2 separate regions of the Homo sapiens genome follow, and region 2 is linked to region 1. A link is an interaction called in ENCODE POLR2A ChIA-PET data of the cell type or tissue named here. Cell type or tissue: CD4-positive, alpha-beta T cell. All regions are shown on one strand.

Evidence for each region. Peaks named below come from ENCODE experiments on the same cell type or tissue, not always from the same donor. Only the 100,000 strongest peaks of a DNase experiment are listed, where the experiment ranks them.
Region 2: POLR2A ChIA-PET joins it to region 1 with 5 read pairs; 1 of 35 experiments calls an interaction of 5 or more read pairs at or near these places.

What each region holds. Positions count from the first base shown.
Region 1 is chr13:46,200,808-46,204,807 of GRCh38, reverse strand. It overlaps LOC107984578 (a long non-coding RNA gene), which reads left to right. Exons shown (of 4, transcript XR_001749863.3): 2 at 1,578-1,707. Among named protein-coding and RNA genes, the nearest start is that of LRRC63, 9.1 kb to the left of the region's middle. In CD4-positive, alpha-beta T cell, no CTCF peak of the experiment used is centred here; a DNase peak (open chromatin) is centred at 2,417; H3K27ac peaks cover 523 bases.
Region 2 is chr13:46,686,083-46,690,082 of GRCh38, reverse strand. It overlaps LRCH1 (leucine rich repeats and calponin homology domain containing 1), which reads right to left. Exons shown (of 20, transcript NM_001164211.2): 6 at 2,104-2,231; 7 at 887-950. Among named protein-coding and RNA genes, the nearest start is that of ESD, 110 kb to the left of the region's middle. In CD4-positive, alpha-beta T cell, no CTCF peak of the experiment used is centred here; a DNase peak (open chromatin) is centred at 2,092.

The DNA.
Region 1 (4,000 bases):
ATGATTTTTAAGAGATCCCTAATGATTTTAAAGAGATACTATGGATACTCAATATGCCCCGTTTGCCTACTGAAGCTGTGTAAGATGAAATATGAAGTGGTTACATATGTGAGCCCTAAAGTTAGATAGACCTGGTTTGAATATGACAGCACCATTTACCAGTTATATGACTTTGGTCAAGTTAACCCTTTAAGTCTTAGTTTCCACATCTGTAAAATTGAGGCAATAATGGCACCTACCCCAAACAGAGTTGTGAAAATTAAATGAGAAAATCCTGAAAATGCTTCAACACAGTTCCTGGATCACTGAAAATGTTCAATAAATGTCAACTACTATTTTTTCTCAATGATAATTCAAAAGTTGATTGTATAAAGGTAGTACCATACTCATTACTGTTACATATTACTGATTTGTGACATATAACTGATTTGTTGCTAAATCACTCTAAAATGGTTCTTGTGCTCTTTATATACATACACACATATACATACATATATATATATATAATGTAAACAAAGTCATTTTACATTCAAGCATGTATAGTTTGTTTAGTTAGTTAGAAATCAATGCTAGCATTTTCAGTCTATGTGACCAGTAGTGCTGATGTGGATGGCCTCTTGTCCACCCAAAATACATAGGAATGCCAGATAAAATATGTAGCTGAGATGAACAGAAAAGGAAATCCCTGATGTTGGGAGAAGAAAAAGAACTTAATGTCAGCGAAGTGAGCTGGAGATGAAGTCCTGGTGGTCCACGGGGGGTCTGATTTTTAGGGGTGGGGAACTGGGATTGTCCTACCTACATGGGAAGTGGAGATGAACTCCCTAGTCTGCAGCAAGCAGAGAACTGAAATAAAACAGCCTGCATAAATCTGAGAGCCTCAAAATTGAGACCCTTTCTCTGAAACAGGGACTAGAGAATCCATTCTCTAGCCCACAGCATATCAAGGAAGCTGACCATAGGCTAGGCAAACAATATATTAATACTGGACAAAGTAGACTCTAATAGGCTTATTTTTTAAGGATACAAAGAAATGATTCATCAAGGTGATGTGCCAGCATATGACTGTCTGCACTTAACTGCATAACTTCTAAATACCAGAAACAACAATGGACAAAATGACAAGGAGCTATTGATAAATCTACCTCTAAAATGAGAACCTTTTTTTAAAAAAAGCACGTCTCTTAGAAAATAAAAGCTCAAGCAAGCAAAAGATTCCTAAGGATATGGGAGATTTCAATAAACCAAGTAATACACTTGATCTGATCGATATATAGATCCCTGTATCCAATAAATAAAGAACACACATTCCCCTTCAGTATACTTGAAATATTTACCAAGATGGGCCACAAAGGAAATCTTAAAAAATTCTAAAGGGGCGCTTAGTAGATATTCCAGTTTGACTAGAGAAGAAGTTGGGTAGGTCAGGCTAGGAATGTAAGTCTGAGAGGATCTTAAATATTAGGATATTGACAGGCAGTGGAGAGCTACTGGAAGATTTAGAGCAGGAAAGCTACAGGATCTGCATTAAGAGATGAATCTGGAATTGAGGCCAAGTTATTCTCTTAATTTTCAAGGGCGAATGAGGAAAGATCCAGCTCTGACAGAATAATGAGTTGTGCAAAGTGAAGGCCAAATGACATCACCGGAGATAGCAGTAGTTCAAAGAAAGCAAAGCAGAGGAATTGAACTGCTGCAAAATGCACGGTAGGTAACAGGGCAGTGAACGCAGACCACCCTGGGCCTCGGGGGTCAGCACCAGGTTCACAGGGCAAAGCATGAATTTAATTCCAGAAAGTCACTACTAACCTCATTAGAAATCTTAGTGTGATTTTCCTGTGTGTTTTGAACTTAATTTTAAGCTTATTTGGATTTATAGTTATGATCTAACTGCACTAGCAGCTTACCCCAAGTTTGCTGTTTGCTTATGTAACAGAAATAGGTAAAGACAACTCTGGAAGTCTGGGATAGTTTTTTCATGTATGTATTCATGCTAGAGAAGTTCTAGTCTAGTTGATTCTCCTCACTCTACAGATATGGAAAATTAAGCACAGAAGGGTGACTAATCATTAATTATAGTAATAAAAATGATTAAATATTAGTACTAGCACTTTTAGAACGTATGCTGTGTGTTAGTCATTATACTAAGTACTCTCCATGCATTTCTTCATTTATGCCTCGCAACTAGGCTATGATGTAAGTGCTATTTACTTTTCCTGTCTGCTAATAAGGATACTGAGGCTTAGATAGATTAAGAAGACCATAAACCCAGGGACTAGATTTGGGACCCAGGCCTTTGTAACTCCACAGAATGAGCTCTTACCCACTTTGCTATCCCAACTTGACTTGGACACACAAGTTGCCACCCAATCAAATTTAGATTCAAGATCTCTTGACTTGTGGTCTAGTGTATTTCCTGTCTCACCTCAGGCCTCTATTCTCTACATTTCTTTGAGAGTACACAGCTAAAGCCACAGAGTAGTTTTAGATCTTATTGTAAGAAAAATGCTTAGTTAGGCTCATCTCCTATGTCAGAAGTTCAGAATAATTAATCATATTTCCGCTTTCTGACTTTTCAGAGTTCCTGGGATGTTTTAATTAGACACTTGACATATTTTTAATTTTCTCTATCACTTGTAGCACACACCAGGTGTTCAGGTTTTGGTCCAGATATTGGTTCAATAAGGATTTATTGGATGCATTAATGAAAATCTAGAACCTCCAAATCTAGAACCTCCTTACTTATGGACATGTTAAATTTCAGAAGGCTATTTTCCAATACATTTGTGTATAAATCCTTAGTGACTAAAACAGATTAAGGAGTATTTCTTAGAGGTCCCCAGAAGCATTTCCACTAAAGATGGGTATAAAAGTTAGTCCTGTGAAACTTTAAAATCAGGTCTGTTTTCCGCCTTTGAGATCATATAAAATCTATCAGACATTCTTTCTATTAATATAATTGATTGTTTTGGTCTACATCAAAAATCTATTGAGGCAGTTAACCCTCCTCTTGAATGACATCTGCAACTGTTTTAGGTTACGCTTTAAGGTGCTCACTTGATAAACCACAATATTAAATCAACTCTCCACTTACTCAATACCTACACCAGTGGAACTGAACAGGGTGGGAGAAAGCCCACTTGGAATGCCCTTATTTTAAATTCATAATCACCTACTTTTTTTTTTTTTTTTTTTTTTGAGATGGAGTCTCGCTCTGTCACCCAGCCTGGAGTACAGTGGCACGATCTCGGCTCACTGCAAGCTCCGCCTCCCGGGTTCAAGCGATTCTCCTGCCTCAGCCTCCTGAGTAGCTGGGATTACAGGTGCCCGCCACGACGCCCAGCTAATTTTTGTATTTTTAGTAGAGACAGGGTTTCACCATATTAGGCTGGTCTCGAACTCCTGACCTCAGGCGATCCACTCACCTTGGCCTCCCAAAGTGCTGGGATTACAGGCGTGAGCCACCGTGCCCGGCCAGTCAACTACTTTTTAATTACAAAGGGAAAAATAGTAACTTTACAGTGGGGGGGCCCCTGCAGACATCATGTACCCCACAATATGATGTGCTGAGAGAGAACAACATCACTAATGTGTTACTCTTGCCAAAAATACATACCTGAATTAAATTGTGAGGAAACAGACAAGCCCACACTGAGGGACAGTCTATGATGGACTTTTTCGAAAGTGTCACGATGATGAAAGACAGATTGAAGAACTGTCCCAGATTAATGGAGGCTAAGGAGATATCACAACTAAATGGAATGTGAGATCTGGATTGGATCCTAGTCCAGAAAAAGGATACTTACTAATAGGATAATCTATCAAAGTTGAAAAAGGTCTGTAGTTTAGTTAATAATGGTGGATCAATGATAATTTCCCAATATTGATAATTATACTATGGTACTGTATTAATGTTAAGATGCTAATATTTGGGAAAGTTGGGTGAAGGGTATATGGGAATTCTTTTAACTATTTTTCCACCTTTTTTATAATTCTGAAA
Region 2 (4,000 bases), 490 kb before region 1:
AAGGTTTTTTTCCTGGAGTCATACATAGAAAAAAATGTGAGTTTCTTTGATGGGGTGACTGGCCTATTAACTGCAATTTCACAGTATTATAATGTTAACTTAGTAACTACAGAAAGTAACTTCCCTCAAAAAAAGAAGAGCACCTGATACTTTTCCTACCACTCCTTTCTAGATCCCTGAGGCCAAGAAGCTCCATTTAATGATACATTAGTGTTAGATTTTGGGGACTCTAATAGACTACATGTGAGATAATAAATCAGTTATCAAAGCATGATTTATAACCACTATAGGAAGTTCTAATGTGTGAGGCCTGTTAGCTTGCAAGTAACCAAACTTGTATCCAATTAACTGAACAGAACAGAACAGAACACAATCTAAGAGTCTGAGGAAAACAAACATTGTTATAAAAACTATAGCTACTCATAAATGCATTTCCTGTGGATCAACTATTAAAATAAAATGTACAGTTGATTCCTTAACATTTACGCATATGTATAACAATGTTTTTCTAAATTACTCTATTACTGAAAAATAAGCGTATGTATAAAAGTGCTTCACGGGCACTTGCGTACTACTTAGCCATTTTGTAATATTTATTGAGCACTCAATAATATTTTAGATAATGTGTAGGAGAGGAGAAGATACAGACTCCACTCTTGAGGCATTTACAAAATATTAAAGATATTAAAGATGCAGAATAAGTAACAACAGCTAATATTTATATAACACTTCGAGGATTTCAAATCACATGAATATACAAATCACTTTTACGAATATCACATGAATATACAAATGAATCGATGCCCTTTAACAGAAAGGAGTTCAATGAACACTGGTAGATATGTCTAGAAGTACAGAAGGAAAAGAATCTGATCACTAACTTTACCTCGGTGGCAGATAATCGCTTATCTCCATTATCACTTCCAACTCCCGAATCAGAATCCTTCTTGCTGAGATAGATGCCATCAATATTGAATTCATTTAAAAAAGATTAAAATCACAAAGTTCACACCAAGAAACATCAATTTATATTCTAATAATAATTTTGCTACGCAAATTTTTATTATTACCATAAGGCAACAAATCAGTCTAGTATTAAAGAATATTAAGACATGGACCTAATGAAAATCAGACAGTAGCACAGTCTAAACACAGGATAAGATAAAATTCTTTGTGTTCGGGGTTTCATGGATTTATGCTCTAATCAAGTGGCTTGCTCTTAGATGTCAAGGTGTTTCTTAAAAATAGTTACCAATGTTCTTATTTTACTGCATCTAGCATATAAAAAATTAATAAACCACATAACTGCTTTTACCCCTTATGTTATGAAATGTGGTTACTTTCAATAATTCTGTAAATTTTTATCCAGGGATTAAGTACATAAAACAGTGTACATATTTTAAGCATTATATAAAAGTAACATTAGAGTAGTCCAAAATTTTAAATTTACTTATGTAGCAAAAAGTGAAGGAAAAGATTTCTGCAGTGAAGACTTCTTAAAAAGAACCTGCATTTCTATAACTGTGTTCAGTGTGAGAATGTTGTTTTTTGGAAGCTCAAGGCTTGATTTATGCCACAAGAAGCTCTAGGATGTGTGAAAGGGTTCTAACTTTTCCATTTGAAACAGGAAGTGGCGACAAAACTACACATACTGCATTTTTAAAAGACCAAAAATAAAGCCTTCATTTTTTTCTTAACATTGTTCTGGAGGCATATTCAACATTAATAATTGCTAAAAAGGCATGTCTGGGCTCAATATAGTTATTTTGATAAGTAAAAAATATTCACATTTGTATTCTAGATCTTATTTATAAGTATGCACATATTTACTCAGGAAGAACTGATTATTGATTAGGAGACAGATGATATTTGAGATATACCAAAATATTCTCAATAGCAGCAGTTTTTTCTTTCATATCCCAATAGTTTCTCAACTTCTTGTTTTAAATACAAATTAGGTGATTAAACCAAATTGTTCTGTTTTGCTTTGTTTTCTGCAGATACCATGGTGACTTAAAACAAACAGATTTTGAAGTCAGCTACCTGGAGGGCCTTGGCCTAGGCAAATTTTAAACTGGGGCTTTGAATGAGGGCATGACTCACCCATCTTCCACGTGCTGGTGTAAATGTGGCCTCTCCATGGTGTGGAGATAAAGGGAGTCAGCTGTCTTAATCTGGCATGCTTGTATGCTCAGATACTTAAATATGTGAACTTTGCCCTTTGTGCAAATCTACAAAGAAATTAATAGCAATCATATTCATTTTTCAATGACAAAACAAAATGTAAGTATCAAATCCTTACTCTGTATATTTCAATTTTCCCAGTTTCATTTTAAGTAACACCCTACCAATGTACACTAAATCCGTCCTTTCCAAAACATGTAAGAATTTTGGGAATCATTCCCTCCAAATTCTACTTTGAATAGAAAATCATGCTTAAGCAATTTCCCATTTTTTCTTGCATTAAACTATAAAACTCTAACAAAAATGTATTCAAGTATATATAGTATAAAAAATATAAACTCAGATGACCAGCCTGGTGAAATTCCAGTTACAAAAGATGAGAAAAGCACAATTATTTTCGAGCTGATAGAAAGCAATTCAGAGCCTAAAAATAATTGTAGATTTAAGAAGCTGTTAAATTATTTAAAAAGAAAATAAACTTCAAAATATTTACATGGTTAAGCATCTGAAAGCATAGCACTTCATTTTTCTCTCATGCAGTTTAACATTTGAGCTGGAGACTTGTCTCTAAATAATCAATAACCATGTTTTAAGGTGTTTAAATTCCATTTTCCAGCTAACATTCAAATAAGGAATATATGGTTGGGAGCAGTGGCTCACGCCTGTAATACCAGTATTTTGGGAGGCCAAGGCGGGCAGATCCCTGGGGGTCAGGAATTAGAGAGCAGCCTGGCCAACATGGTGAAATCTCGTCTCTACTAAAAATACAAAAACTATCCAGGTGTGGTGGCAGGCGCCTGTAGTCCCAGCTACTCAGGAGGCTGAGGCAGGAGAATCACTTGATCCTGGGAGGCAGAGGCTGCAGTAAGCCAAGATCACACCTCTGCACTCCAGCCTGGGCGACAGAGCGAGACTCTGTCTCAAAAAAAAAAAAAAAAAAAAAAAATCAATATACTCCATGAAACAAATTCAAATAAAATGATAAATAATAAGACATTTAATTCTGGAGTTGGAGTGATTAGCATAGTGAGCCAAGTGCTGGTGAATGGATTTGATGCAATGGAAGACAATTTATTGTTTCTCACATTCACTCAAGGGTTCACTGTGACTGTTTATAATCAAGTTTTATTCAGTATTATTCTCTTCAGCAGAGAATCAGAAAACTGGCCTTTGGAGAGTTGCTTAAGCATGATTGATAGCATTGGGAATCAGAAAACAATACCCCAAAATGAAGGTCTCAGAAGCAAAAGTTTTTCTCTGACCTCTCCTGCCCTCCTGCCCCTCGGTCCCATTCTCCCAAGGAAGGGAGCCTTACAAATTTGAATCTTCCCCAAAGCTGGTCATAGAAACCAAAACCCCTTTAAAACCTCAAAATATTACTGGAACTTTCCCTCGGCCTTTCTGTGTAAAAACTGGCCATAAAGAAATGATCTGACTTCTCTTGTTTGACAGTAGGCCATAAGACCCCCCATCGCAAAGAGGGTCCTGCCCCACGCCCAGAAGGAAGGAATGATCCTCAGAGAGCCCAAGAAGAATCCAGACAAACAGGCCCTGCTGGGTTTCCTCACTCAGTCTATTAACATGAGATCATACTCTTTTTGTCCAATCATATTTCTACATGGCTGTCCATACTTTGTAAGCATAAAAATGGACAATTTCCCCTGTATCTTTGGGTCTTCACTCTGGAGGCTTCCACGTACATGTTAATAAATTTTGATGCCTTTTCTCCAATTAATCTGCCGCTTGCCAGTGATTAGTGATTTTCAGCAAACTTTCAGAGGGTGAAGGGGAAATTTTCCCTTGGCTCCTATAACAG